2 separate regions of the Homo sapiens genome follow, and region 2 is linked to region 1. The links are chromatin loops, found by intact Hi-C in ENCODE. Cell type or tissue: heart left ventricle. All regions are shown on one strand. Links, peaks and the distances in the headings refer to the core of each region. The heading gives the core; the rest is flanking DNA. Region 1 overlaps RERE (arginine-glutamic acid dipeptide repeats). Region 2 overlaps RERE (arginine-glutamic acid dipeptide repeats).

The links. Hi-C counts contacts between places; a loop is a spot of excess contacts. Peaks named below come from ENCODE experiments on the same cell type or tissue, not always from the same donor. Only the 100,000 strongest peaks of a DNase experiment are listed, where the experiment ranks them.
Region 2: a loop joins it to region 1, with 2.0 times the contacts of the local background. A loop is called at or near these places in 61 of 110 quality-filtered maps.

Annotation. Positions count from the first base shown.
Region 1 is chr1:8,360,250-8,374,592 of GRCh38, forward strand. RERE (arginine-glutamic acid dipeptide repeats) reads right to left here. Exons shown (of 23, transcript NM_001042681.2): 13 at 5,563-5,725; 14 at 4,497-4,589; 15 at 3,807-4,006; 16 at 2,434-2,595; 17 at 1,514-1,627; 18 at 1-1,241. Among named protein-coding and RNA genes, the nearest start is that of SLC45A1, 49 kb to the left of the region's middle. RefSeq lists enhancers at 4,412-5,382, 7,208-7,708, 9,312-10,300, 13,422-14,114 and silencers at 7,091-7,260, 13,260-13,554. In heart left ventricle, for the core only: no CTCF peak of the experiment used is centred there; DNase peaks (open chromatin) are centred at 702, 2,672, 3,842, 4,494 and 2 weaker places; H3K4me3 peaks cover 400 bases; H3K27ac peaks cover 5,496 bases.
Region 2 is chr1:8,401,399-8,416,917 of GRCh38, forward strand. All of the region lies in intron 12 of RERE (arginine-glutamic acid dipeptide repeats), which reads right to left. Among named protein-coding and RNA genes, the nearest start is that of RERE-AS1, 15 kb to the right of the region's middle. In heart left ventricle, for the core only: CTCF peaks have their summits at 7,841 and 8,043; a DNase peak (open chromatin) is centred at 6,937; H3K4me3 peaks cover 2,477 bases; H3K27ac peaks cover 5,428 bases.

The sequences.
Region 1 (14,343 bases), core at 1-8,000:
CAGGACGACCCCCCCGCTATGCTGCCTCCTGAAGCCGCCGCACCAGAGCAGGGTGGCTGGGCCGAGGTGCCAGGTCCCGCCGGTGGGGTAGAGGTGGAGGGGCAGGTCGGAGGGGTGATGGGAGGAGGGCCTCCAGGGACAAAGGGGTGCTGAGCAAACGGGGGTTGGGGGGCCACCTGGTGGAGGCCTGTAGGGGGGTGGGAGGCAGGGGGCGGGGGCAGGTTCTGGCTCTGGGTCAGCCCGGGGGGCTGGGCGGGCGAGGAGGGCAATGGCTGGCTCTGAGGCATGAGTTGCAGGGGTGGGGGGTGAGCCGACGGGGGGTGATGTGTGGACAGGGAGCTCAGGGGCTTCAGGGCTGGAGGGGGAGGCAGGTTGGCATTCATGGAGAAGGGTGAGGGCCCCGAGAGGTGGGGAGGGTGCTTGTGGGCCTGTGGCGCCGGCAGCTGGGGGATGGGAGTGGTAGGCGGGGGCTTGATGTGGGGCATGGCCAAGGGCGCTGGTGGCAGGGGCTGCTCCCGTGGAGGCTGTTGGGACTGCAGCGCTGACTGAGAGGCTGGCAGCTGCAGGGAGGTGTGAGGGTACGCTGCTGCTGGGGAGGTCCCCAGAGGGGCCTGGCCTTGGGAGGCCTGGGGAGGGAGGCCAAAGGGCTGTGGGGGGCCTGGGTGCTGCAGCAGGGGCCCAGCCTGCAGGCTGTGAGGGCCGGGTGGGCCCTGACCGTGCAGTGGGGGCTGGGCATGAGAGGGTGCAGAAGGCTGGCCCGCCGACCCAGTCAGAGGCTGCAGCGGGGGATGTGGCGAGGGATGCGGCGGGGGATGCGGTGAGGGCGGCCGCTGGGGGTGCAAGGCCGGTGCCTGTTGGATGTGGGTGTGGGGAACAGGCGCTGTGGGAGCCTGTGGCTGGTTAGGGGCCTGGGAGGCCGTGGGGGAGCCCTGTGGGGGAACTGCAGTGGCAGAGGGCGTGGGCCCTGGCGTGGGCAGCTGAGGGGTCCCTGGAGGAGCTGAGGAGGGAGCTGGGGTGACCCCAGTGGGAGCCTGCAAGGCTGGGGGCTGGGCCTGCAGCATCTGCTGCTGGGCTGACGAGTCCGAGTCACTCTCATTGTCCTGGGGGCTGGGGATGCTCGGGGACGTGCTGCGATTGTCCTGGTCGATGTCTTTGGGGTCACTGCTACCCTCATCGTTGACGCTGCGACTGTCTGAACTCTCTCCCTCACCTTCAGATGGCGAGTTGGGCCTGCTGATCTCCTGGAGTCAGAGAAGGGAAGGATGGAAGTCCCAGGAGGGCAGAGCCCTGTCTGCTCTGCACCACCAGTGCCGGACACACAGTAATGTTTGTGCAGATGAAGCAGCAAGCTTGGCTCCGGGACCACAGGTCGTGCCCTGACCCAGCCAGTGTCAAAGGCCACTCCAGCCCCACCCTAGGAGACAGGGCACGGCCACCAACTAGGGAGAACCCCGGCTGGGGGCTTCTGAAGAAGCATTAGCTTTACTCAGCAAGGCTCAGCAGCAAACCTCACCTGCGTTTTTGTCTTCTTGGAGCTGGTCCTGTCAGCCTCCTCCGTATCAGAGGCCACCTTCTCCCGCTGGCGTTTGTTACTCTTAAGAGGGGAAGAGGCTTCCTCCTTCACCTTCTGCAGGGGAAAAGCCCACAAGGAGCAATCAGGCCAAGGGAGACCATCCCATCAGCCTCAGCAAGGAAATGACGGTTTGCAGACACTTTGCTCCCTCATTCTGAGTTCCATCTCCAGGAGCAAAAAGCTCTAGAAGGGTCAACTGGGGCCAAGAAGGAACACGTATCTGGGGGTGGGAATGAGAGCCAGCCCTCTGCACCTGTGGGTTTGCATCCTCAGATTCAAGCAACCATGGACTGAAAATGTAGGCAGGACTGTGATGGTTACATCTATACTGAACGTGCACACAATGTTTTCTTGTCATTATCTCCTGAACTAGACAGTGGAACCACTGTTTAAACTGCATTTACATTGCACTGGGCAGTAGAAGTAACCTAGGGATGATTTAGAGTCTACAGGAGGATGTGACTGGTCACATGCAAACCATGTGTCGATGTATATGAGATTTGAGCACCTGTGGATTTTGGTATCCTGGGCGGTGGAGGCTCTGGAGCCAATCTCTAATGGATACCAAGGGAGGACTGTACTTGGCTCTGGAGGGAGCCGTTCTAACCACTCCCCACACTTTCTGAGAACTTGGGAAGCTTGAGGCAGAGGTGGCCCCCAAGAGTTGGTGCTCGAGCCCCCTTCTCTAGGCCCCCAGCCTTCGGTCTGCAGCCCCTAGGCCAGGACAATGCTGGTGTCCAGACAGGCTCCATGAATGAGCTGCATCCTCGTGTCTGAGGGAGCTGATCACGAATACCAGCAAACCAGTTTTAATGTGAGGGAGGGACAGAGTAGGCCCTACTATCCCCCCAGCACCTGACCTTGGCCGACTTCTTCACTGTCTCTGCTTTACTGTCATTGCTGGAGGTACTGGCAGCGCTGGGGGAGTTCCGGCCGCTGGAGCGGATGTCTTCATTGATGGGTGAGGTGCGACCATCAGGGCTGGCTGGCTGCTTCTTCCGACCACTGCGTAGTGTCGACATCTGCCCACCCAAACCGAAGACTGGTGACACCAGATTCCCAGTCCCCATGTGGACCCACCTGAGCCCAACCCACAGGCAGAAGCCTGAAGGCACACCCTATCAGCCTCTCAGCAAATCCCAGACCTTGGCAAACAACAGGCCGCCCTGCCTGTCCCTGGCTGCATGAAGGTCGGTGTGGAGCTCAGGGAAGAGGTGGGGAAATCAGTGGGCTCACGCCAGAGGGCGGTTCTCAAACCTAAAGCACTCATCCCAAGGGACTGTCCTGAACAACGTGTGCTGGAAATGAACCACACTTTCTGAGCGGCAGAAAGTCGCCTGGGGCCATCTTTAAAGCACCCTACACCCTTTCTGTTTATTCCTCATAACCGTCCATTCTCCCAACCAAACCAAATGAAATCAAACACTTGTGGATTTAATCTGACAGGACAGGAAGTGACCCAAAGAGATGAAGCTGTCAAGTAAAGCAGCTCAGCTCCCCAAGCCGCCAAGCGCTTCAGCATGTTTCTGCAAAGCCATGAGGGCTCAGAAGAGATCAGGAGACAATGGTTCTGGCTGGTTGACCTGCTCCCTTCTGAGTGAGCGGGGGCCGGGCTGCCAGCAGCCTCAACGGCATACAAGGGGCAGAGGAAAGTGGATGGTCCCACCCACCTGCCAGAAGGGGCCATAAGGGAGGCTGAAGGGAAAGACCCTGTCAGTACCCTCAGCCCCAAACCTGGAAAAAGCCTCTCCCAAAGTCCCTGGCACATTTCCAACCTAGGAAACAAAGTCTCTTTATGGGAGGAGCTATGCAGTGAGCAGAAAAATGTATCGGAAGTTTCCAAAACGGGATCAAACATTTAAAAAAAATCACAAACACACTAACACAAAAGAGCCTGCAAGTTTAAAATAGCAGAGATTTGATACAATGGAAGTGACACCACAAGCAGCAGCCTTGGAGAGCAAGAGGGGCCTTGGAGAGCCTGCACTGAGCCAGAAGCTAAGAGCTTGCTACAAAACCCAGAGCAGGATGCCACCCTGGGGCCCCTCGAAGGAGAGAACAGAGAACTCTTCCCAGCCCACAGGCAAGCTACCGCCTCGGGCAAAGCAGCTCCCCTCCAGGACTTTGTCTGGTAAACAAGACTTTCGCTTCCTCCCCCTGGGAGGCTCAAGCCCCCACACATCCCAGGAAACTGAAGAAGTTGCCAGGAGCCCCATGGCCCCAGGGGACTCACCGAGCCCCGACTCCGCCGTGTCCTCATGCTATGCTTCCCACTGAGCCCATCATCCTCTTCCTTGACGGGTTTGAACATAAACGGTGGCGGGTCCACGGGCTTCTCAATGGGCGGGAGCTCACCGTATTTCTTGAAGTGGATGCGACAGTCGGTGCAAAGCAGGATGTTCTCCCGGCCTCCGTGGTGCCAATCTTTGGAGGCTGTGTGAGGGAAGTGGTGGGGGCCAACCTTGGAAACCATCCCTCTCCCTGGGGATGTCTGGGCAGAGGGGCCCTTCTGTGGGCTCTACCCAAACCTGATGCCACCAGCACCATGCAGCCCTGGGCCCCAACACCCCAGGGCTAGTGCTGCCCTGCTCCCCCAAGGCCAGGAGAGGGTTTCAGGGGCATCTGCTGCCCACTTCAACTTGGGGTGCCCAGGAAAAGCTGGCAGCAAGCTCCTGGGAACTACAGTGTCAACCCCCCAATCCCACTCAATCTGTCCTGCCTACCAGTCAGTATTCCATACCGACTGCCAAGCAGAGGAGTAAAGTAAACTAAACATTTCTAACTTTCTCGAATCCCGAAGCACAATGCAAATGTCAAATCAAGTACTGTCCCTGGCAGGTTTCCAGCTGGATGCATGAAATGTTCAGAACATGGAAGTGCTTGTGCCCCCGCCCCGCCCCAGGAGCGTGACGAGGCCACTTACTGGTGGTGAAGCAGTGGCGGCAGGCGTACCCCTTCAGCTCCTGCTCACTGTCCTCACTGTCGAAGTCATCTTCACTGGCTGAACTTAGGTCCACTGGGCGTGGCAGGCACATAGTGGGGGTGGGGGAGACACCATCATGCTCAGCCAAGGCTGGGCCGGTGGGGTGGGGGGGAGGGGGGAACACCTGTGACCTCTGGCCTACTGCAGGTTCTGGCCACCAGTCAGAGCGGCTGGGTGCACAGGCTGAGGTAGGACAGTGTCTGCAAAGGACCACTTCGAGCTCCTCAGTGTCAGTCACCAGGACAGAGGGCCTGTGTGTGAGGCGCCATACCCAAGGGCCTGCCCTGCCACTGATGCCCGTAACGGGTGAGTCTGAACTGGGACAAGCGCGTCCATGCTGCCTCCCTCCCTAATACGCCCAGGCAATCCTGAGAAATTCCAACTTCACCGAGCGCCCCCAACCCGTCCTGCTAGGTGATTTCTAGTCGCCTGCATGCGCAACACCGGCGCCCCTCAGGTTCAGCGTCCCGGGCCAGGACAGAGCTATAAGGCACTTTTGCTACACCCCAGTTTTTTAGGGGTGAGAAGGTGTGGGCTCCAGCATCATTAGATTGTACATCATACTGGGACCAAAAAGAGGATCTTGGTGAAGCAGGAGGAAAAAGAAGAAAGTGTTAATCTGATCTTCTTACAACCAAAAGTGCAATGAGAATTCAAGCAGGACATCAAGTACATCATCTGTCAAATGGAAAACCTTCCCAGGACAAGGCCAAAAACATCCCAGGCCAAGACGTGTATTTTTTGTAAAAACCTAAGATGATGTTGAGTTTATGAGAAATATTTAAATGTACAAATAATGTTTTAAAGTCTCCCTCCTGAATCCTTGTCCTGCTCCCCGCCCCCACCATCGGTCTATGTTTAGGTCAGGCTTCACACATGCACTGGAGCACGGGTGCACACCCCCTCATGCTTCCCGGAGCCATCAGCTCCTACGGGCCCAGAGTGGGACAGGCTGCCCGTGAACAGTCTCCCCTCCGCCCACTGTGATGCCAAGACCCCTACTCACAGAATTCACTGGACGGGGGTCTGGAGGGTGTGTTGACGGGTGTGGACGCGGTGCGAGTCTTAATCCTCCTGAACACGGCCTGCCTGCGGTGCCTACGATGGGCTCGGGAGCTGGCTGCTTCGGGGGTCTTCTTCCAATAGTAATAGAAGGTGATCAGCTCCCCCTGCAGAAGAGAAGGGCTGACTGTGGGGGAGGGCCTGGGGCTTTTCCGTGCCCCACGCACCCTCTCTGCCACAGTGGAAAGCTGGGTGTTTAACAGCTGTGCCAGAGATGAGAATAAAGACCAGTCGCTCCTGGAGTTGGGAGAGGAACTGGGCTTGCCCAAGAAACAGCCACTGAGCTGCCCGTGGACTGCATGAATGGGGCCCGCCTCCTCAGCCCAGCACAGCTTGACTTCCAGACACCAAGAACAAGTACTTGTTGGGTGTCTGCTATGTCAGACCCCACCGCTGTTGTACACATGGGAGGTACACATCATCCACAATGGACGAAAAGGAGAGAAGATTCCTGCCCACGAGGAGCTTACATTCTAGCTGTGTGTGCACGTGAGTCTGTGCATGTGTGTGAACACAACGATGCTTTCTTTACAGTAATGCCAGTGAAATCACACAGGTGTGAGAAGGAAATGCCCGGCCAGTTAGACTCCCCCAGAAACAACCAACCAACCAAAGCAAACTGCCCAGGTGGTGAGGAACCAGGGCCAAACAGAAGGTGGGGAAGAACAGAGACCGCATGCTCAGGAAACTGCTCCACAGCCTCCACCTGGCTCCATCTGAAGGCCCACATCTGACATGCCGGCACGACGTCCAGAGGCAAGGACTGGGCTTGGCAAAGAAAGACTACAAGAGGACAGACACACAGTGGTGCTGATGCAAAGGTGAAATATCACACACCACAAGGTCAGGCTTCTTTTCATGGCCCAGCAGAAACAAAAGCAAGATACCTTTTTGGAAATATAGCAAATGTAAGCTTTTTAAAGAAAGGGCACTTTGGGCACCCCCAGCCCTCAGGGCGCTGCAGGCTGCCATCTCACCCTACACACAAAAGACGATTTCTTAAACATCCCAAGATAAAGTCTCTTTACCTAGAACTGAAAAAAAAAAACAAAAAAAAAAAACAAAAAAAAAAAACCCAAAAAACAAACACAGCCAAGTGAGAGAGCACAGATCACTTGGTTTCCCTCTAATTAAATCAACACTGTAGAAAGTCTATTAGCTTGGCGACTAGATGCTGGGAGTTGTCTTGGAGGTACCTGCACCCTCACTTTGTCTCATCAAACACTGTCTTGTGAATGGAGGAGGCAAAAAGAGAGAGGGGAAAGTGAGAGAGGGGGATGGAAAGACTAGTGTTGGAAGGACTAAAATAGACAAACCAAACAAAGACATGTAGCTGCCACATGACAAACTCACCCATCAGACCAGATTTCATCCAAAACACCCCCAGAGGAAATGGCCTCAGAACACAGTGACAAGAGAGGTGGGCAGATTTTAGGTGGTGGGGTGGCTTCCGCAAGGCAGGGGATGCCGTGCCTTGAGTACTTGACTGCCCACAGCTGCATCTTATGCCTGGGCATTTTTGTAAGAAGTGGGACCACGGCTGCGGTCCCTAAAGGAGGGCTGGAATGCCTTGAAGGAGGGCTGACTGGCCTATAAAGCCCATCACATGTATCTCCTGGAGCACTGGACGTGTCTCAACCTCCCCAAGCACTTAACACTTAACAAATTACTCCTGATCACCAATACCTAGCAGATGAAGCATAACCCCAGGCCAGCAGGGCCAGGGAGCCATCTCGGGACAAGCACACTCATGTCCCTACACGTATGTGCATGTGCCCACCCCTCGGTTCCATGAGATGGTAACTGAATGATAAGGAGAAATGCAGATACTGCCATTGGAATTTCTGACTGGCTCCTCTCCCCCATGCTAGTCTAGGAATGCGAGCTACAACTGTCCCAGCGGGCATGAGCATCCTGGCCCCTAAGGTCATGATCTGTGAACCTCCTAGCTCTTTTCACTTCCTGCTTTCCAGACTTGGAAATGCATTTATCTATACTGATCCTTGGGTGTTGGCTAGACGGAAAAGATTCGTAAATCCCACTAGGGGGTTACAAGATCACTGCTGACATAAACGCTGACTTGTGTCTGGTTTTCCTCTGAGAAAATATGGAAGAGAAATCAAGGCAGGGAGCAGTCACACTCCAAATGCTCTGTCCAAGGTCATGCTTCATGAGCTCAAAAGGGCAACTGGTGCTGTGATAAGTCACAGCTCAAATTCCAGAGCTTGAAAGAAGAATGAGAAAAAACTCACAGTGGTTCCTTCTACTTCCTCAGTCCAAGTCATTTTAGGGGCTACTGAATGATAAAAGCTTGGGATGTGGCCAGGTGCGGTGGCTCACGCCTGTAATCCTAGCACTTTGGGAGGCTGAGGCAGGCGGATCACCTGAGGTCAGGAGATTGAGACCATCCTGGCTAACATGGTGAAACCCTGTCTCTACTAAAAAAAATACAAAAAATTAGCTGGGCCTGGTGGCAGATGCCTGTATTTCCAGCTACTCGGGAGTCTGAGACAGGAGAATGGCGTGAACCCGGGAAGCGGAGCTTGCAGTGAGCCGAGATCGTGCCACTGCACTCCAGCCTGGGCGACAGAGTGAGACTCTGTCTCAAAGAAAAAGAAAAAAAAAAAAAAAAGCTTGGGATGTAAGAAGAAATGCAAAGCTATACGAGACAAAAGGGACCAAAAACGGGAGAGAAAAATCGAGTGAGAAGGTGGTACCTGAGCCTCTGCCATGCCTTCAAGTCTTACCTGAAGGCTGTTAAAAAGCAGCAACCTGACTTTTCTAAATAGCATTTGTCTATAATGCAATATTGCTACACACAGTTATAATCAATTATTTCTATTTATCAAATATATATGTTTTGAAATGGCTTTAAAAGATAGTAACCTGCAGATCCCAGGTTAAGGGAAGAAGCCAGGCGCAGCAGTTTACGCCTGTAATACCAGTACTTTGGGAGGCTGAGGCAGGAGGATCACTTGAGGCCAGGAGTTCAAGACCAGCCTGGGCAACATAGTGAGATTTAGTCCCCCACCTCAAAAAAAAAAAAAATTATCTGGGCATGGTGGTGTGCACCGGCAGTCCCAGCTACTTGGGAGATCAAGGCAGGAGGATTGCTTGAGGCCAGGAGCTTAAGACAAGCCTGGGCCCTACAGGCCCAATCTCTACAAAAAAGTTTAAAAAATTAGCCCAGTGTGCTGGTGTGTGCCTGTAATAATACCAGCTATTCAGGAAGCTGAGACAAGAGGATCACTTGAGCCCAGGAGGCTGAGGCTGCAGTGAGCTACAAATGTGCCACCGCACTCCAGCCTGGGGGACAGGGCGAGAGGCCATCTCTTTAAAAAAAATAAAAGAACACTTAAAAACAAGAAGCCAGAGTTCAGTGAGGTAAGAAACTGCCCCATGCCAGACAGAAAAAAGGCTTAACTTTCAAACCTTTGCTCCTGGCTTCACTGATCTCTGCCAACAAGTGAAAAAAATCAAGACCCAAAAGAAAGAAATCTAACATTGAAATCAACATCAACTTTTTGTTGACACTTAAAGAAGAAGTAGTCCAGAACAGATTTCACCATCTGAGTGCCAAGGATGAAAATGACCAGGCAACTGGTTTCTCTTCAAATCGAATAAATCTTTCGCCTTTTACTAAAAAAAAAAAAAAAAAAAAAAAAAAAAAGAAGAAAAGAAAATGACCAGGCAGGAAGGACTGTCCTCCACAGCAGTGAAGTCACAGGTGGTAAGAACGGTAAACTTACAATTCAGGAAGGTGACAGGGTGACCAGAACTGTCATCCACTGCTGGTGGAAATACAGAATGCTCAAACCACGATATCTACCAAACAACCCAGCAATTCTTCTCTTATTTACCCAAAAGAAAAAAAAAATTCTCACACACAGACTTTCACGGATACATTCATAGAAACTATTCTATATATATATATTTTTTTGAGACGGAGTCTTGCTCTGTCTCCCAGGCTGGAGTGCAGTGGCACGATCTCGGCTCACTGCAAGCTCCGCCTCCCGGGTTCACGCCATTCTCCTGCCTCGGCCTCCCGAGTAGCTGGGACTACAGGAGCCCGCCACCAGCCCGGCTAATTTTTTTTGTATTTTTAGTAGAGACGGGGTTTCACTGTGTTTGCCAGGATGGTCTCGATCTCCTGACCTCGTTATTTGCCTGCCTCGGCCTCCCAAAGTGCTGGGATTACAGGTGTGAGCCACCGTGCCCAGCCAGAAACTATTCTTAACAGTCCAAACTGGAAACAACCTAAATGCCCACAAGCAGGAGAATGGATAAACAAATAATGGTATCCCCACATTCACTGGACTACAACTTGGCAATTAAAAGGCACAGACCACCGACACATGCAGCAACACCATGCTGCATGAAAGCAGGCAGACAGGGACGGTGGGTGCTGCGTGAGTCCTTCCCAGAGATCACAAAAACCAAACTAGCGGTTGCCGAGAGCCTGGAGGGTGGGGGACAAGAAACTAAAAGAACTCAGGTAAGCACTCCAGGGTGATGAAAATGCTCTGTAAGTTGAATGTGGTGTCACTGACACAAATGTATACAGTGGTCAAAACTCATGAAACTGTGTACTTAAAGTGGGTGCATTTTTACGGTATTCATACCATATATGGCAGGTTACGTCAATAAAGCTGAAGAAAAACAACAACAAATCCAGGCCGGGTTTTATTAGCTGCCTCTCAACCACTGTTATGCCTATCAAGGGATTCAACACTGGAATGAAGCGAGTCTAGGATCGGAAATGGCATATTGGTGACTGCATGGGTGGCAAGGTCTTGAGCACAAACAAAAGAACATGTCGGGGAAAGCTCTGGTTCTACAAATAGGGAGTGAAGCAGCTAGAGGCCTCGCCAGGAATGAAGTCAATTGAACTTTAATCAAACATGCATAGTGTGTGCTGCAGAGACCCGCTGCACATAAATTCAGGGAACAAAAGCTGTTGCAGAAATCAATAGCTTACTGAAACATTAACACAGGCAATCATTAATCAAAAGGCAGCTCCACAAAGGCAGCCTTGCAAATTAGCTCCTGATTTTGCCTGCAAGCAAACACAGAGGTATAAAATGTTGTCGACATGAATGGCCTATAATGATCATTTTGCTCCTGATGCTCTCACCTCATCTCACAACAAGGTCTCACAGTCAACATATCTTATGTCTCGGTGCTATAATTGCACACAGCATGAGGAACTCAACTGGTTTAGTGCCTGGGCAGAAATGGGAAAGGAAGAGGGCGAAGTCATCTCCAACTGACAGTGTTCCCGGCTGCAGCTCTTGCCAAGAGAAGTGCTCAAATCCATTGGGCTATATTTAGCAGATTCTCTCTCCTTTCCTTTTTCTTTTGGCGGTGGGGGGGCTAAATTTTTCCCACAGGTCATATGCAAAAAGCCTTTGGCAATGACAGGAGCTTGGCTCCTGGACTTAGGAGTCTCTTCCCAGCAGAGGTGTCTTTCCAGGCTATACACTAAGATGGAGTTAGGAAAATAAGCACCATTAGGTTCCTTTAATTTCCCACAAAAAGAAAAACAAGGGGAAGGGAGTGCCACACATGGAAGAGAGAGGGAAGAAGTAGTAAGCTGCTTGGCACCAGGCAATCTGGGTGAAGGGCCTTAGGAGAGAAGGAAAAAGCTAAGGATGCAGAGTCAGCTGACTCTGGGCCTAGCGGAGGGACAGCTCAGCGGCAGCCGCTCCTGCCATCCAGGGGCCTGCTGGGCTCAGGCCACTTTCTCCTCCTCAGCCACCACTTTATTTCTGCCCCCTCCAGGGTTAGGCTGCAAGTCTATCAAGTTCACACAGACACAACGTAAGACATCAGCACAGGTCTTTAAGAGCTCCCTCCGCCGCCTGGGCAATCTGGGCTGGAGCAACAGGGGCCGGGGCTGCCTACCTCCTAGAGGCTGCCTGTACCCATTTCAGGTATTAATACTGGTTCTGCTGTTCTGGCCAGGCCCAGTTCTGCTTTATCTTGGGTAAGTGATAGGCAACCCGACCCAGGGGCCAAGTGGGTGCCCCTGTGTATGTGCATGTGTGCACAGATGTGAGCAGGGTCTCCTCCCAGGCTTTCCAACAGGCCAACTTACCTGTGCGCATTTGGTAAACTAAACACTATCCACCAACACAACTGCTATTTAATTTCCCACAGGCAGTGGAATGCTACGGGAAGAGAACCTGTAACCTGTCCTGTGATAAGCCACATGTCTTCTCTCTCTTTAGGGGCATGGGGGAGTGAAAGAGTAGAAGAGATTGTTGAAGAAGAAGGCACTGGAAGCATTTTGACTATAAAAGGCTCACTCGTAGCAAGCATGCCTGTTTCAAACAGTATGGGGCCCAGCTTCTCTTCTGCCCGAGCCCAGCATGAACTGCTCAGACAGGATCCTCTGAGAAGCTGACATGGAGGCAGGAGAAGGTTAAATCAATGGTTTCTGCTGTCCCATATTAGAAGCATAAGGGTACACCCAAGATTGAGTCCCACTTTTTTTGGTAATTATATCATTATTACCACATCACCCAAGAAGTCTGGACACTCCCCTGAGGAAGGGGAGGGAGTGCAATAGAAGATGAGGTCTGGAGACTCCCACACACGGTATCCAGGGTGTCTGCAGCCTGCCACCTACCATCAGGTCGTGTGTGTGTGTGTGTGTGTGTGTGTGTGTGTGTGTTTTAAATTAAGCCAAAGAAGGACTCAGTCCTTTGTAAATAACCGTATGCGCACCCCCTTTCGATTCAGTTCACAGAGAACAGTGAGAATCTTCCACTGTCACAACACAGTTTTACGACCAACAGCAAAGAATGATGAGGACTGCTGGCCTTACGGCTATGTTAAGGAAGGCCCTGGAACACCAGTTTCCTGCCTCCTTGCCCATGCAGACAGAGGGGAGATACAGGCAGGCAGGCATCTAAACCAGATCCCTGCAACGTCACATATGCCCAGGCTCTGGCCTTGTGCCACTAGTGAGGGTCAGCTGCAGCTCCTTTCTTTTTCACAAACGAAGTTTCCAATGGGCACCCTTTCTGGGCCATGCATCGCCCACTAAAAAGGAGGGGGCAGTCGGAGAGAAGGGGGATGAGGAGGCAGGCCTGGAAGCTTCTCATGGATAACAGGATTATAAACACAATTTCTTTCCGAAGCTATTTCACAGGTCTTCGAAGCCCACCTACCACTGTCAGCTGAGCAGACTGTAGTTACGTGATGGGACAGGAGCCAACAGGGGCAGGGCTGCTGAGTGCACATCCTTGTACGCACCTGACCCCATCGCAGAGTCTTAGAAGTAAGCATTTAGAAGAAATCATTTTAATTCTTTAAGACACAAGATTATCTGTTCCTATGGCTAAACAAATATTTTAACATGAATACAGAAGGAGCAGCTAAATAATCTCTACACAATGCCTTAACTCTCGGTGCTAATGTGCAATTAGAGTCAGAATGTTGTTCCCCTGCTTAAACTTTTGTTTGAAAAAATGCCCCACAGTGAGCATCTGGCTCCTTCTTTGGTGGTCCACGTAAAGGGGATGAAGAAATCCACCCCTTCCTTACTGAAGTGGAGAGATCTAAAACTTTTTTTTAAGGTATGTTTTTTCAGGGAGAAATCCCAGCAAGCAACAAATAATAAAAAACAAGGCCTCAAATTATGTAGGGCAGAGAGGGAGAAAGAAGCATGGTGTAGAGCTGCTTCCTAAACCCGGGCCCAGAGAGTGACCCAGGCCATGAGGAAAGAGCTGTGGCCCTGAGAGCCGGTCCCAGGAAGTCTGCATGCGACGCTGTCCCCTGAAGAGCTGCCCTAACTGGAGTGCTCCAACGCTGCTGCCGAGTGCAGTCAGGAACATTTCCTGGCATGGAATCCTATGCGAGTCATTCTTTCCTTTCCCTCCCCAACGATTCAAGGGCTGGATCTGACAACTGTTCAGAACATCTGAGGTGAGAAGCCGGGCACTGGGCAGAACCAGCAGCGATATTCAGGAGCAGCCACCTTCTACAGATCTTTTTCCAGGAGGCAACCGGTTGTCTTCCAGTAACAACTCTGGTAATTAAAGCACTGTTCTCCTGGGCTCCTTCTTTTGTTAACCAACCGAATCCTCTAATCCCTAAAGGAGCCTGGCACTGTCAGCGGGCTCTGCTGCTAATCGTTAAATATCACCTCTGTGGTCTCTGAGTGCAGCAGGGAGAATGATGATCTGCTTGAAGGCACACGCAGAGAAGTGGAATTCTGAAATCTCAGCCTCCTACGTTCAAGAGGCCGAAGGGCTCTGATCTAAACCGCCACCCACGAGGAAGCCCACAGTGAGGAGGCAGCTGCCTCCAGGCAAGGCAGTCCCTCGGTGCCACCTCCAGATCCTCTTCTGGGGAAAGGCAAAGGGAAAGGAGGGAAGTACGTGAAGGTCTTGTGGCTTTAACTTGTAAATAGGTGGGGCCAGTCTAAGACACTCATGAAGATGTTCCTTACCCAGGCACCTTTTTATAACATTTTAAAAAATCAGTTAAAAAAAATTTTTTTTTTACCACTACATTTACCACTCCATTTGTACAGTGCAAAGGAACTGCAATAGCTCAAGATTTCTGCCAACACTGAACACTGTAATGAGATTTCCTAAGCTCTGTGTTGTTCTGGTGGATGAACTCAGCCATTTGCTAATCCCACCCTGGCCCCACACCTCCACTCAGACGTCTGGACCTGAGGTCCTGCCACAGCTCTTCCCTGGGCCGGCCCTCC
Region 2 (15,519 bases), core at 4,326-12,325, 45 kb after region 1:
GCCACTGCACGCCAGCCTGCGCAACAGAGTGAGAACCTGTCACTAAATAAATAAATAAACAAATAAATATCGGGTCTATAACTGGGTGCAGTGGCTCATGCCTATAATCCCAGCACTTTGGGAGGTTGAGACAAGAGGATCACTTGAACCCAGAAATTCGAGGCCAGCCTGGGCAACAGAGAGAGCCCTCATTTCTACAAAAAATAAAAATATTAGCCAGGCATGGCATCATGCACCTGCAGTCCCAGCTACTCGGGAGGCTGAGGTGGGAGGACTGCTTAAGCCTGGGAGGTCGAGGCTGCAGTGAGCCGTGATGTACCACTGCACTCCAGCCTAAACGACATCTAAACCCTATCCAAAAAGAAAAAAAAAAAGCCTACTTTCCCTTCCCTTGAATGTGAATTGGACTTAGTGACTGCTTTGTAAACAATACAACACAGTGTAAGTGATGCTGTGTAAATTTATTTTATTTTATTTTATTTTTTTGAGACAGAGTCTTGCTCTGTCGCCAGGCTGGAGTGCAGTGGCATGATCTCGGCTCACTGCAACCTCCACCTCAACCTTCAGGTTCAAGTGATTCTTCTGCCTCAGCCTCCCGAGTAGCTGGGGCTACAGGCGTGCGCCACCACACAGCAAATTTTTGTACTTTTAGTAGAGACGAGGTTTCACCATGTTGGCCAGGATGGTCTCAATCTCTTGACCTCGTGATCCACCTGCCTCGACCTCCCAAAGTGCTGGGATTACAGGAGTGAGCCGCTGCGCCCGGCCAACGCTGTGTAACTTCTAAGGCTAGGTCAGAAATGGCCACAGAACGCAGCCAACCATCATGCTGTGGGAAGCCCAAGCCAAATGCAGTGGCCAAGTATAGGTACGCCAGGTTTCCATCCCAGTCGAGCTCAGCCTCAGAGTCACCATCACAGCCAGGTGGCAGAAATGTGAGTAAAGAAGATCACAGCTGTTTATGTCACACACAGCCATTTGTGTCTTCCCAGCTGAGGCCCCAGAAATCACGGCACAAAGATAAGACACCCTTACTGCCCCATTCAAAATTCCTGAACCATGGAATCCATAAACAGAACAAAAAGGTTGGATGGGTTGATATGGTATGTCATGCAACGGTGGACAGCTGGAACACAAGACTAGAGTCTCTCATGGTAACTATCTTTGCATTCCCGGGATAACTCCTACTTGCTCACCATGTAGTACTTTTTATACATTGCTGGGTTCAGTTCGGTAATATTCCACTTAAGACGTTTATGTTTTGCTTGGTGAAGGGAGAGATTGGCCTACAAAAAATGTTTCCTTCTTAGATCGTATTTATATGGTTTTGAGATCAAGGTTAAACTTAGCCTTTTAAAAAAAGTTGTGAAGCTTGCCTTCTTTTCCTAGCCTCTGAGAAATAGCTTAAAGATTTGTTAATTAAATATCAGGTATATTCACCTGTAAAACTGCCTGGGGGGCGCTGGTGCTGGGAAAGGGGTATTCAAACCAATGATCCAGTTTCTTTCGCTTTTTTTTGAGATGGAGTCTCGCTCTGTTTCCCAGGCTGGAGTGCAGTGGCGCGATCTCAGCTCACTGCAACCTCTGCCTCCCGGGTTCAAGTGATTCTTCTGCCTCAGCCTCCCTGGTAGCTGGGACTACAGGCGCGCACCACCACACCCAGCTAATTTTTGTATTTTTAGTAGAGACGGGGTTTCACCATGTTGGCCTGGCTGGTTGCAAATTCCTGACCCCGTGATCTGCCCATCTCGGCCTCCCAAAGTGCTGGGATTACAGGCATGAGCCACCGCGCCCGGCCAATGATCCAGTCTCTTTAATAATTATTAGCATATTTGGAATCTCTATTCTTGAGTCAATTTTAAGAATTTTGTTGTCTCTTTTGAAATTTCCTATCATAAAACTTTTCACAGTAGCCCTTACATGTGTGGGTTTGTGTATTTAAAATTCTCTCCTGCACTGGCTCTTTGTTTCTAATACTGTTTACTTGTCCTTCTTTTTTACAAGATCAGCCTTGCTGTATTATATTCATATTTTCTTTTTTTTTTTTTTTCCTGCTTCTCGGGTTCAAGTGATTCTCCTGTCTCAGCCTCCTGAATAGCTGGGATTATAGGCGCCCACCACCACACCCAGCTAATTTTTGTATTTTTAGTAGAGGCAGGGTTTCACCATGCTGGCCAGGCTAGTCTCAAACTCCTGACCTCAAGTGATCCTCTGGCCTTGGCCTCCCAAAGTGCTGGGATTACGAGCGTGAGCCACAGCCCCCAGCCTATATTGCTATTTTCACATAATCAGCTTTTGATTTAATGTGGATCATCTCATTTTTTCCTCCCATTTCATTAATATCTGCTATTACCTTTATGTTTCCTTGTTAAAAATTGCTTTCTTTTGTGGTTATTCTTTTTCTATTTTTCTTAATAAAATCTTAGCTTTTTTTTTTTTTTTTTTTTTTTGAGATGGGAGTCTCACTCTGTCACCAGGCTGGAGTGCAGTGGTGCCATCTCGGCTCACTGCAACCTCCATCTCGCGGGTTTAAGTGATTCTCCTGCCTTAGCCACCTGAGTAGCTGGGATTACAGGCACGCGTCACCACGTCCAGCTAATTTTCGTATTTTTAGTAGAGACGGGGTTTCACCATGTTGGCCAGGATGGTCTCCATCTCTTGACTTCGTGATCCGCCCGCCTCGGCCTCCCAGTGTGCTGGGATTATAGGCCTGAGCCGCTGCACCCAGCTTTTTTTTAAAAAAAATAGAGGCCGGGTGCGGTGGCTCACGCTTGTAATCCCAGCACTTTCAGAGGCTGAGGTGGGTGAATCACAAGGTCAGGAGATTGAGACCACGGTGAAACCCCGTCTCTATTAAAAATATAAAAAATTAGCCAGGCGTGGTGGCGGGCGCCTGTAGTCCCAGGTACTCGGAGAGGCTGAGGCAGGAGAATGGCATGAACCCAGGAGGCGGAGCTTGCAGTGAGCCGAGATCGCACCACTACACTCCTGCCTCGGCGACATAGTGAGACTCTGTCTCAAAAAAAAAACAAACAAACAAAAAAAAGAGATGGAGTCTCACTATGTTCAGACTGGTCTCAAACTCCTGGCCTCAAATGATCCTCTTGCCTCAGCCTCCCAAAGTGCTGAGACTACAGGTTCGTGAGCCTGGCCAAAATCTTAGCTTTTAAATTTCAAATCACCCTACGTTTTTAAAAGCAGAGTGTCCCACAGATTCTAATCTGAGATTACTCTCCCACAGTAATTGTTGACTAAACTACTTCCTGATTAACAGTGAGACAGAGAAGAAGAGTCCTTGGGCAATCAAAAACCATAGTAAAATCACAGCAGGGTCGACAACCCATACAGCTCCTTACAAGGGTGGGCTAGGTGGCAGCAGACTGGTGCCAACCGTGTCAGGGCGAGGTGGAAGGCTGCTCTGGGTGAGGTGATATGGAGGACCCAGAGCACAGTCCTGAAAGCTTGGCTCCTCACCCCACCCTCCTTGAGAATGACAATTAGCCCTAGACAGTCACCAAAATATTGCCAAAGCTGGAGAGATGAAGCCCCTGGTCCCTGTGCCACTTCTCTGACTCTGGATAAACCAACTGACTATATGTCGGTTTTCTGAGTTTGCTTTTTGGGGCGTGGGGGAGGGTGAGGGAGTGGCAGAGGTGTTGTTTGAAGTATCATAAAGTTTTCGAAGAAAAAGGAGACTGCAGGCTAAGTTAAAACACTGAAAGAATAGTAAGTGATGGTCAAGAGTGAGAAGGGAGCATGGCTCTGCTGGTAGCGGTATGCCAATATAATCTCTCAGGAGGATGCAAGGCACTGGCTACCAAAGGCCTTAAAAATGCACACACTACTTGAAATAAATATTTCTAGGAATGAATCTTAAGGAAATAACTGCCCCCAGATAAGACAAAGTCACTCATTAAGAAATTTTTTTGCAGCAGTAACCACCCCCGAAAAATACCCCAGAAACTGAAAATAAATGATCAAAACTAGAAGTTGGTTAATAACATGATATCTTTTAAAAATGCAACCATCAAAAATGACTCCATAGATACATGCGTTAAGCAAAAGATCAATACAGATAAGTTTTAAATAGTCATAAAATAAAAATAAAATTAAAAATTAGGTTATAGAACTGAATGAGGCCATTTCTGTTTAAAATATTTATTGATATATGCCTAGAAACAGTCGGAAGAATATGGGCCAAAACGTTAATTAGTGGCCATCTCTTAGTGATGGAATTACTGATTTTTCTTTTTATTTTCGAGACGGAGTCTCACTCTGTTGCCAGGCTGGAGTGCAGTGGTGCGATCTCGGCTCACTGCAACCTCCAACTTCCTGGTTCAAGCGATTCTCCTGCCTCATTTTCCTGAGTAGCTGGGACTACATGCACACGCCACCACGCCCAGCTAATTTTTGTATTTTTAGTAGAGAGAGTTTCACCATGTTGGCCAGGATGGTCTTGATCTCCTGACCTCATGATCTACCCGCCTCAGCCTCCCAAAGTGCTGGGATTACAGGTGTGAGCCACCGCAGCCGGCCTGATTTTAATTTTCTACTGTAAATTTTTCTGTGTTTTCAAGGGGGAAAAAAATTACTAAAAACAGACCCCTTCCCTTTCCCCCTAACAACTACAAAGCCAAACTTAAATGTACTATGATTTTTAACTGCAGCAGTAGGATTCTGAGTGAGTCAATCCACCAGATTAATATTTTTTTAAATCGAGACAGGGTCTCACTCTGTTTCCCAGGCTGGAGCGCAGTGGTGTGATCCCGGATCACTACGGCCTCAACCTCCTGGGTTCAAATGACTACAGGTGTGTGGCACTACACCTGGCTAATTTTTTTATTTTTATTTTTTTGTAGAGACAGGGTCTCACGATGTTGCCCAGACTGGTCTCGAACTCCTGGGCTCAACCGATCCTCCCTCCTTGGCCTCCAGAAGTGCTAAGATTATAGGCATGATGCTGTCCCCAGTCAGATTAATATTTTCAAGAGAAGAAAGCAGTAATGCAACTTTTTTACTTTTTAAGGTGCATTTTTAGGAATAAAGGGGCAACAGGTCCGCAACTTACTCTCAAATGGTTCATGTGGGGGGAAAACCACACACGCACACACACAAAAGGAGGGTTAAATAATGTGATAAGATGTTAATATTTGGAGAATCTGGGTAAAGAATATATGGGAATGCTTTATACTCTTCTTGCAAATTCTTTAAGTTTGAAATTATTTTAAACCAAATGGTTTTTTAAAAAATTATGCATAGAATAACCCAAACTTTCTGAAAGTCAAGGGTTACACACAAAATAAATTTGTGTGTATCTGTATGTGTTTTTGGGAGAGGGAGAATAGTTCAGAATAATTAGAACACGTTGAGAATTTAGAATTCTCTTCCATTTAGTCCAGTGAGGATCTTAAAAAACCTAAGAAGTACTACGTACATATATAATTTTAGACCGCATTTTCAGCCCAGGCAAGAGTCAGAGCTCATACAACTTTGTGGAGGGTGAAAAGAACCCTGCCACAAATGTGCTACAGAGCCCGCATCATCTCCACAACAAAACACCCGACACCCGAGGTTCAAAAATCTACTTCATCAAAGATCAAGAATAACTCTGGTTAGAACTGTTAAATCAGTGGAAAGTTAATGAACATGGAGGATGAAGTCCAGAAAGTGCTGTCTGCAGTGTTTGGGGCAGGCATTCGCATTAGGAAACCCTCTGTGGTACAGGCTCTCTCAGTGGCCAACTATTTGGTGATCTGCACATTTTTAGCATAGAACCTTGAAATGATACAGCTGTGCTGGTCATTACGGAATTCTCTTTTTGTGTGACAGAATTGTGACAGGCTCCCAGGACCTAAACCCAGAAGGAAGCAGGACCATATTGCTGCCTAGAGAAGGGGATGGAGCAGATTCCAGGACACCGATGAAACAGAAGCTTCCATCACAGTGCTTTCTGCTACCTTATGAGACAGTTCGCATCTCAACAGCTCTAGGATACAAAGGAAGCACATACATTTATACTTTATAAGGTGGCCAAGGAATCCTACTGTGAACAAAGAATGTCTAAGATAATAAAATTCCACTTTTTTTTTCTATAAAAAGCAAATCTTGTCCCAGATGCAAGCACTTGCAACAGAAGCTCTGTGGGGGAAGCCTACCTCTCAAGGCCCTAGTTCTTGGCTCATCCCCACCCCATGACCTGGACAAGACCTGTGAGGGTGCCATTTTTAGTATCACCGTGCCTCAGTTTCTCCACCTGTGCATGTGGAATGATACTGGCAGCCCCCGTAGACTTATGGGGATGACTGCTGAGCTGATGTCTATAAAATGTTCTTAATGGCAAGGGCGAAAGAGCTATAAATACAAGGTCAAAGCAGCATTTAAAACCTTTTTAAAGCTGCAGCCACTTCTTTCTTTTGAAACAGAGAACCACAGGGAGGATCAAAGGCGTGCTGCTGTTAACTGCGGCTCTCAAGGCCTTGCCCTCCACCTGGCAGAAACCCTAGAGAGGTCTACCATGATTTTTACCTTGACTAACAAAATCTCAAGACAAGTTGTACAATGGTTTCCTGGAACATTCTGAGTAAAGAAATGGGAAACCAATACAGCTTACCTAGCTTGTTACCTTCTATGAACGCTGGCATTAAAAGTAAAAGGCAGCCTTGGGAGGAAGAAATGCAAACACAGAGGGAGAACATAGCTTCCCCTTGTCTCTCTCTGCCACAAAAGCCTGGCCAAAGTGACTCTACTAGGTTGAAGCAGCCTGCATAATAAAACGCTTAACCTTGGCTAAGTTAACCTCCTCAGCCATTAAAAAAAGGGAGGGTGGGGGAAGGGCTAGCAAAATCAAGCTTACGGGAAATAAACCTAATCAAAGCCGAGTAGTAACAAAGGGCACCAGAAACATTTCTACTGTATCACATCCCACAGGCTGGCCAAGAGCCCGGAATTTTCATTACAACTTTCAAAGAGAGCAAGAGGAGGAGGGAAAAAGATTTCACAAAAGCATTATCAAGGCCCCAACCCAGGATGCCCTGCTGTACAACCAAAATTTGTAAGAGGTCAGCCTTTCAGGGAGTCAAAAACCCAGCATGTGGAAACTGGCAGGCCTTTTATATAGTGGGAGGGGTTCTTAAAACGACTACTGTTTCGCACTGAAGTCTCTGAGCTTCACAGATCATTAAAGGTTTCTGAACCACAGAGAAAGGAGGGCAGAGTTAAGGAAATAAATCAAAAGTTCCTCTGGGACGCACAAATGCCTACTTGGAACAGGCTTTCAGCATGAATATCCTCCACATTAAACAACAGGGAGGACTTTTCAAAATAAAAGCAGAAAAGAGATTCATTTTGTTACAAGCAATGCACTTTTTCCTTTTGGTGTAAAGGTTATGTGTGCTATAAAAAATGACTCCTGCCGTGAGTGCTGCGGGGAGGTGGAGGCTGGGCTTGGGGCAGGAGGTGGTGGTGGTCAAAGAAAACAAGTAGAAGTGAATACAACGCCTGAGAATGCTGTGTTTGGGGGTCCCCCAAACAAGTCTAAATGTCCCGCAATGATTTGGGGGTAGGATGTGAGGTAGGAGAATGGTATCAGAAAGGAATTTCTTCTACATTTATTCCTTGCCATCCTTGCCCAAGAACTGAAATCATTTCCCCACAGCCAGAAAGAACTGTCTTCTTTGTGGGTGTGCAACACACACAGTTGCAGATCTGGGGAAAAGAGACTGTGCCGTTTTGAAGGCAGAGCCTCACACTTCTTAAGGAAATATCAGTTGTCTCAAAACCAGCAGAGGGAGTACAACGTTTGAGAAGAGGAATGGCCAACCCGATTGCTGAGGATTCATGTTTAGCCCCGACAATGGTTGTAAAGCTGAGCTATCTACCATAACTTCTGCCCTTGCTCTCCTGTCACCCAGCAATAGTAAACAGAAAGAAAAGCTATACTACCTACTCAGATGGAATTAGCTTGTTCTAACAACCGCATGAGGCAGCAGAGAGAAAAGGAGAACTGTCCACACTTCTGTCGGGACACAGTTCCTGTGAGCAGCACTGTTTTGGGGAGAGGAATAGAAGCAGGGGGAAGGCTCAATGAAAAGCAGAAAGTCCAATTTGGACTGACAGCAAATCCCAAAGCAATGATTTTACCTTAAAATCCAGGGCTCCTAGGCCAGTCTGTGAACAGCTCATTTCCAGAATTTTTGTTTATGAGAGGGCAAAATGGAGAACTCTGTCTTTCAAGCTTTTCTTTCAACAGATGATTTGAAACAAAAGCAGCACACTCATGAAGGCGTATGTCTGCTAAATGGTTGCTATCTTAATCTTTAGCCACAGTTTATCAAAACATGTAGGAATGGGTTGAGAAATTAACTGGTGCTAAGATTATCAGCATGGACAAGTTCCTGGGGAGGGCCTGGCGACATGATCAAAGCTAATGGTCCCTCTCCCAGGAGCAAAGAGCCTACTATTTCATGCATGATGATGTTGGGCTCTGGCACTGGAAATCTTTGCTCAGGTCCATTCTAAGTGTCGAAATGGTGTAATTAATGGTTAGCCTGGGTATGCACTATTCAATCAGGCAATTTTTTTTTTTTTTTTTTTTTTTTTTTTACTAAATCCGAACATTAATGCTTTCTCATTGTGGGAAATGAGAGCTGGGATAAAGACATGCTCAACTCAACAGAACAAACACAACCTATATGTGACTTTATGTTAGTCTAGGAACTGTGCACTGATGCACACCCAGGAGGCACTAAGTTAACACACATGCATGCATACCTGCCTGCCTGCTGGGTAAGGAGGGCTGGGCAGGGGAGGGGGGCCGCCCTGGCTGGGGGACACGGCTGGGGCCATTGTTGCCACTTTCTCCTCTTTGTAGACATCAATTTTTACAAAGGGCCGAATGATAAAGGTCCACAAGACCTCACCCAGAACGGCTGTTGCAGGAAGCAGAGGCCTGAGCAGCCTATAGCCAGAAGCCCAGGCAGGGGGTGTGCCAACTACACAGGCCCACATGAAGAGCCTCCATGAGGAAGACGTTATGGCAAGAATCCTCTAAGTCTCCAAGGGACGAGATCAGAACAATGTATGGAAGGTGAAGTGATACAGATTTCAGCTTAATAAAAGGAAGGCGGCCCGAAAAATGGAACTGTTCAAAACCACAATGGCTTCATTTAATGGGTTCGATGTCCCCAGTCTGCAGGAATGCTGTAGAAGATTCAGGTAGTGAGAAATACCTCAACAGACAAGAAAGCTACTTCAAGGACTTCCTTCGGCAAGGCCTTTCAAACAAGTTTTAACATTGAAAACACCCATCCTTCAAAGAGCTTGAAGCCCCAAGTGTCCATCTTCCAGGATGCACAAGACTCCCCAAGCCTTCATCCTCCCATTACTATTTAATATCCACACTACATTGTTCGGCACTTGGTTTCCCTCCAGTATGCACCGTGGCAGCCAGTAAGACACCCCCAGGGAGCACAACCGCAGCTCACTATTTTTCTCCCCATGCTCAATAAGTTCAGTAAGTGCTTGATGATTGACTAGCATCAGGAATAAACTAGGAGCATTTTACATTCACACTATCTAGTTAAACATTCCAAATGACAGATTTCCAGAAAAATGTTGCAACAAATGTAAGTATTTATAGACATGCCTGGTAAGGTATGTAGCATTTGGAGAAATAATAACTAGAACAGAGTACTGTACAAAAGAAAATGGTACACTTTTGTATGAGTCTAAGATATATTGGACAAATGGGTATTCCTATTGGTAAACATGGACATCTTAATAAAAATACAAAATTACTACATAAAGAAGCATTACATCCTTCAACTCATCTGGTGGCCATAAAATGGAGAGAGGCACATGGACTTTTCTCCTGAGTCACCTGATAGATTTACAAGATCAAAAGAAATAAGGGCTTCAAGTCTTTTTTTTTTTTTTTTTAAAGAGATGGGGTCTTGCTAGCTTGCTCGGGCTGAACTAAAGATATCCTCCTGCCTCAGCCTCCCAGGTAGTTGGAACTATAGTAGGAGTATCTACCCTGCCCTGCTAGAACTTCAAGTTTTGATGGGCAAATCCACCCCAGAGGACAGGACAAATGCCAGTATTCTGGTTAATAGCCCCAGATGAGCCAGCTTCCCACCCATCTCCCGTAAGGTGGCAGACACATAAGGGAAGCCACCTTGGACCTTTCAGGTCAACCCATCTACCAGGTGATACTACAGAGTGAGCTTTGGATACATGACATGGAAACAAATGGCCAGCTGAGTCCCACCTAAATTCCTGATCTACAAAATTATTAAAACTATAATATTTATAGTTTTAAGCCAGTAAATTACATATACTAAAAGGTTTTGGTTTTTAGAAATTTATTTAAAAGTTTTAGGGTTTTTCTTTTTAGGCTCACATTATCCAAAACGTGTAGTTTGCCCCCAGTTCACTGGCTCTGTGCTTTACTTTGCGAAACTAGCCATCTATACAGATTCATCGGGCCTATTTCCTTTAGAACTTAATCCTATTGTTCCACAAATTACAGATTCTCGCCAAATGAAAACACCTCCCTCGACAACTTAAGGCCACAAACCTCTGACATAATTCAATGTGTGTCATTAGCACATTTCCAAAACAGAGCACTTGTGGGAAGAAGAACCAAGTTCTGATCTTAGAAGCCCTGTGCCTAAGTCAATAACCACCAAATCCCAAAGGTGCTGGACAGATGCTGCTCCGGCCCCGAAAATAATCAAACACACAAAAGTTACTATTAATATTTCTTGCCAAACAACAATCAAAAAAATCCAACTCCTGCACATGGGAACAAAGCGACAATGGCAGCAGCTGCAAATACATAAGCGAAGCATCACTGAAGAAAGTCTCCAGCTTAATATTGCTCCCGACACCCTCTGTGGTGGTTCACTCATACAGCAAAGACACGGGATAAAAAATTCCACAGACTGTTTTCAAGATAATAAAATGGCATATGATGATGACTCACTAACAGACTAAAAGGAAAAAATATCCGTCAACAGTCATAGGAAGCTTACAAAGCTGCAGAGATCTGGCACCACTAAAGCTCCTCCACCTCCCCTGGCTCTCACCTCCAGTACACACATGTATGTGGGACATACAAAGTGTGTGTGTTCATGTGCACACCCTTTAGGGATTAATTTGAAGCCAAGTTGCAATTGGCTAATGGCTTACTCTACTGCTTAAGACAGTATTTTATTCTTGACTGGCTCAATAAACCTGCTGAGAAAAATAAACAATGGATTTCAATCTTATAAATAATCTAGAACACAGAACCGCTGCGCAAACAGGAGAGTTGATTTACTGCGCACAATAAACAGAACAGGAAGGACCAGTGTGGCAGAGTGAACCCCAAGTCCTAGTCCCATTGTCCTGGGACAGTAGAGTTCACAGGGGTTTTCTGTCTATTACACAAAGTCTAAGGCCTGGGATATCCAGGTTTCAAACTGGTCTTAAAAAGAGCATTTCAAAGCAGATCAGGTGGAGAAGCTTTGGTGGTGCCAGATCTCCGAAGCTTTGTAAGCTTCCTATGACTGTTGATGGATTTTTTTTTCCTTTGGTCTGTTAGATTTTGCTCACACTGAAGAGCAAAAGATGAGGAAAATGTTCGTTTAAAAACAATGAAGAGTTTTCACGTCTTAGGACCATTAATTATCTACCCATGATTACAATGTATTTCGAACCTATTATTTATACATGCGTGAACACACACACACATACTTCATTTTAAGCAAATAAAAAGTAAGGGCTGTTACAGGACTCTAAGGGTGCCATAAAGAGGTATTAAAATGAGGTCCCTGCCCAGAAGGCTTTATATTCTATATAAATACATATATGCATTCATGCACACATGTGTGCAGAGTAAAAATGCATGGAAAAGAGGAATCAGAGTCAAGTCCAAGAATAAAATAAAATAAATTTTAATTTTGTTTTTTGTTGTTGTTGTTGTTTTTGAGACTACTCTGTTGCCCAGGCTGGAGCATAGCAGCGTGATCTTGGCTCACTGCAGCCTCGACCTCCTGGGCTCAAGTGATCCTCCCACCTCAGCCTCCCGAGTAGCTGTAACTACAGGTGCGTGTCACCATACCCAGCTAATTTTTTGTATTTTTTGTAGAGATGGGGTTTCACCATGTTGCCTAGGCTAGACTTGAACTCCTGGGCTCAAGTGATCCTCCCACCTCAACCTCCCAAAGTGCTGGGATTACAGACATGAGCCACTGTACCTGCCCAATCTTAATTTGAAGAGGGTGGAACAAAACCCAACTCTGCTGAGATGAAATGGGCCCTTTGTGTAACAGCAACCAGCCTGGGGAGGAGCAGAGGCAGCCCCAGCAAGACCGTTAGAAATGAGGGAACTTTAGCAGGGCACCATGGCTCATGCCTGTGATCCCAGCACTTTGGGAGGCCAAGGTGGGTGTATCATCTGAGGTCGGGAGTTCAAGACCAGCCTGGCCAACACAGTGAAACCTCATCTCTACTAAAAATACAAAATTAGCCAGGCATGGTGGCGCATGCCTATAATCCCAGCCATTCGGGAGGAAGAGGGAGGAGAATTGCTTGAACCCGGGAGACGGAGGCTGTGGTGAGCTGAGATTGTGCCATTGCACTCCAGCCTGGGCAACAAGAGTGAAACTCCATCTCAAAAAAAAAAAAAAAAAAGAAATGAGGGGACTCAGATACCTTTCAGAGAAGACCCCTGGCCCACCTGGCCCCTTCACTAGGGGCCATGAAGGTAAGCACCCTTATTCACCTCAGACATCCCATCCTAGACAGCACAGGCCTGGGGTTACCAAAAGCTCCCCCAAAATCCCAACTTTGTCAACTGGGATAGTTTAGATATTTCAATAGTCGGCCGGGCGTGGTGGCTCACACCTGTAATCCCAGCACTTTGGGAGGCAGAGGCGGGCGAATCATGAGGTCAAGAGATCAAGAGCATGCTGGCCAACATGGTGAAACCCCATCTCTACTAAAACTCTACTAAAAATACAAAACTCAGCTGGGCATGGTGGCGCATGCCTGTAGTCCTAGCTACTTGGGAGGCTGAGGCAGGAGAATCACTTGAACCCGGGAGGTGGAGGTTGCGGTGAGCTGAGATCGCGCCACTGCACTCCAGCCTGGGCAACAGAGGGAGATTCCGTCTCTAAATAAATAAATAACATTTCAATAGTCAAATCCTGGGGATTATGATACCACAATTGAGAGGATTCAGAAGAAGGATTTAAGACACTTGAGCAGAACAAAGAATTATATTTCCAAAGTGGGGGGGTCGGTGGGGGGAAGAAACATGGGCCATTAATACTGAAACTTAATTAAAAAATTCAACATCTCGGAAAACTTAGCTTAATGGAATTCTGGTATCCCAAAGGAAGGTTGCTCCTGTTTGCTTTTCCTATTTACCTAACACAATTAATGGTTTTCAAATTATACATGACAGGAAAAAAAAAATCTTACTGGGAGTAGGGGGATGCCTTTCCCATGCTGAGCAGCTGGGACTGAGACTGAGGTTAATGCTTTGCTTTACTTTTCAAAACAATACTATTAATTTTTACTCTATTTTCCTAAGTATTACTCAAGGGTATAGTTTCAAATAAGATTAAAAATGAACTAGTTATTCAAGGATTATAATTTCAGATACATTTTGAAACTTAGTTTTAATGTCGGTTTCCTAACAGACTAGATAGATATATTTTTAAAATATCAGCAAACTAGTTTTCAAAGTCAGAATAGATCTTACAAGGCTAAAAAAGAATCTATGATATAAAATATAAGCTCCAAGTGGATAAATCCATTGACTGTTAACCACAGCAACCACAACTTGTAAGTCTTTCTAAAGACCAATTCAAACCTTCCATTTGTTTTACTAGCTAATAAAATGGTGCAGACTATTTAGGCTTCAAAGTCATAAATGTCTCCATCTAAAAGTCATCCAGGTAACCAAGACACAGCCAAATCATAAGAAATATAGGTTAGCAAATACCAACAGCAAATAAATCCCTGCAAGCAACATTTTGTTCAATAACACTTTAAAAGCCCCAAGCATACTTCATTTGAGTGCAGTTTCTATAAGTAATACATTTCAAATAATTAAAGCATTCTCATGCCATCCCCACTAGTTTTCATATGTAGGATAACGCCAAGGTCAGGCTGTTTACACTGAGAACGGCAACTGTCCAAGGCCCTTGGTTTAAAAAGTCACCCAATTTTTTAATACCTCCTTTTCTTTCCAACACCAGCACCAAAAGTCTCTTACGTACTTCACTTACACAAGGGAATATCAGCCAGTCTCTCATAGATTACCCTCACGAAAACTGGACCACTGCCCAGGCAAATATCCCTATAGTTCAGACTATCACAATTAATAGATTCGAGCCTCGGCTCCATTTTAATGGGAACAAACTCTCAGCACAGGAATAGCTATAGGATCACAGTACTTACTGCCAAAATGCAGTGCCTGTTTCTACTGGCAATCACTTTGGCCTCAAATGGAAAATTCCAACTGTTTATATCTATGTGAGCACAAATTATTAAGAAAAACAGTATGGCACATAAATGTCTTTCCTCTTACCCATCTTGCCAGCCCCTCAAATAACTTATATTTCTTTTTCATACATAAGGAATGCCAATAAAAGAAAGCAATGCCCGAAAACACTGTGGTATTAAACCTTTATGACTATGTAAACTTCAGTTAACAAGAGAAGGCCATCCTTCCACATAAAAAGGCTTATTAAAAACTGAAATAGAATCTGGCAAGGTCTAACTAGACTGCATGCCACAAGGTAAAGAGAACAAGAGCTTTTGTATCAAGTAAGACAGGAGTTACAATCATGTTTCTAGAAAAACATGGGAGTGGGAATTGAGAAGAAAACTATATTGAGAAGTCCTGGCTCACGGTCAGGCGCGGTGGCTCACACCTGTAATCCCAGCACTTTGGGAGGCCAAGGCGGGCGGATCACAAGGTCAGGAGATCGAGACCATCCTGGTTAACATGGTGAAAACCCCGTCTCTACTAAAAACACAAAAAATTAGCCAGGCGTGGTGGCGGGCGCCTGTAGTCCCAGCTACTCGGGAGGCTGAGGCAGGAGAATGGCGTGAACCTGGGAGGCGGAGCTTGCAGTGAGCCGAGACTGCATAACTGCACTCCAGCCTGGGCGACAGAGCGAGACTCCATCTCCAAAAAAAAAAAAAAAAGAAAAGAAAAGAAAAGAAAAGAAATCCTATTATTGACAATGGAAATAAGCCCTGATACTTTTCTGTTTGAAATATTTTGCAATAATTAGAAAAACAAAATCAAGCCCTAATAGTGAAACTTTACAATTTTAACAGAATAAAGACAGTATCATTTTAAGAATGATATACTATGCAGGCTCAGAATTCTGCAAGTCTGCATTACTGTAAATAGCGGTGCTTCCTAAACTTTACAGTACTTTGGAATCCTCTGGGGGGTCCGTTAAAATGCAGATTCTGGCTCAAGAGACAAGGACAGGGCCTGAGAATCTTCCATTT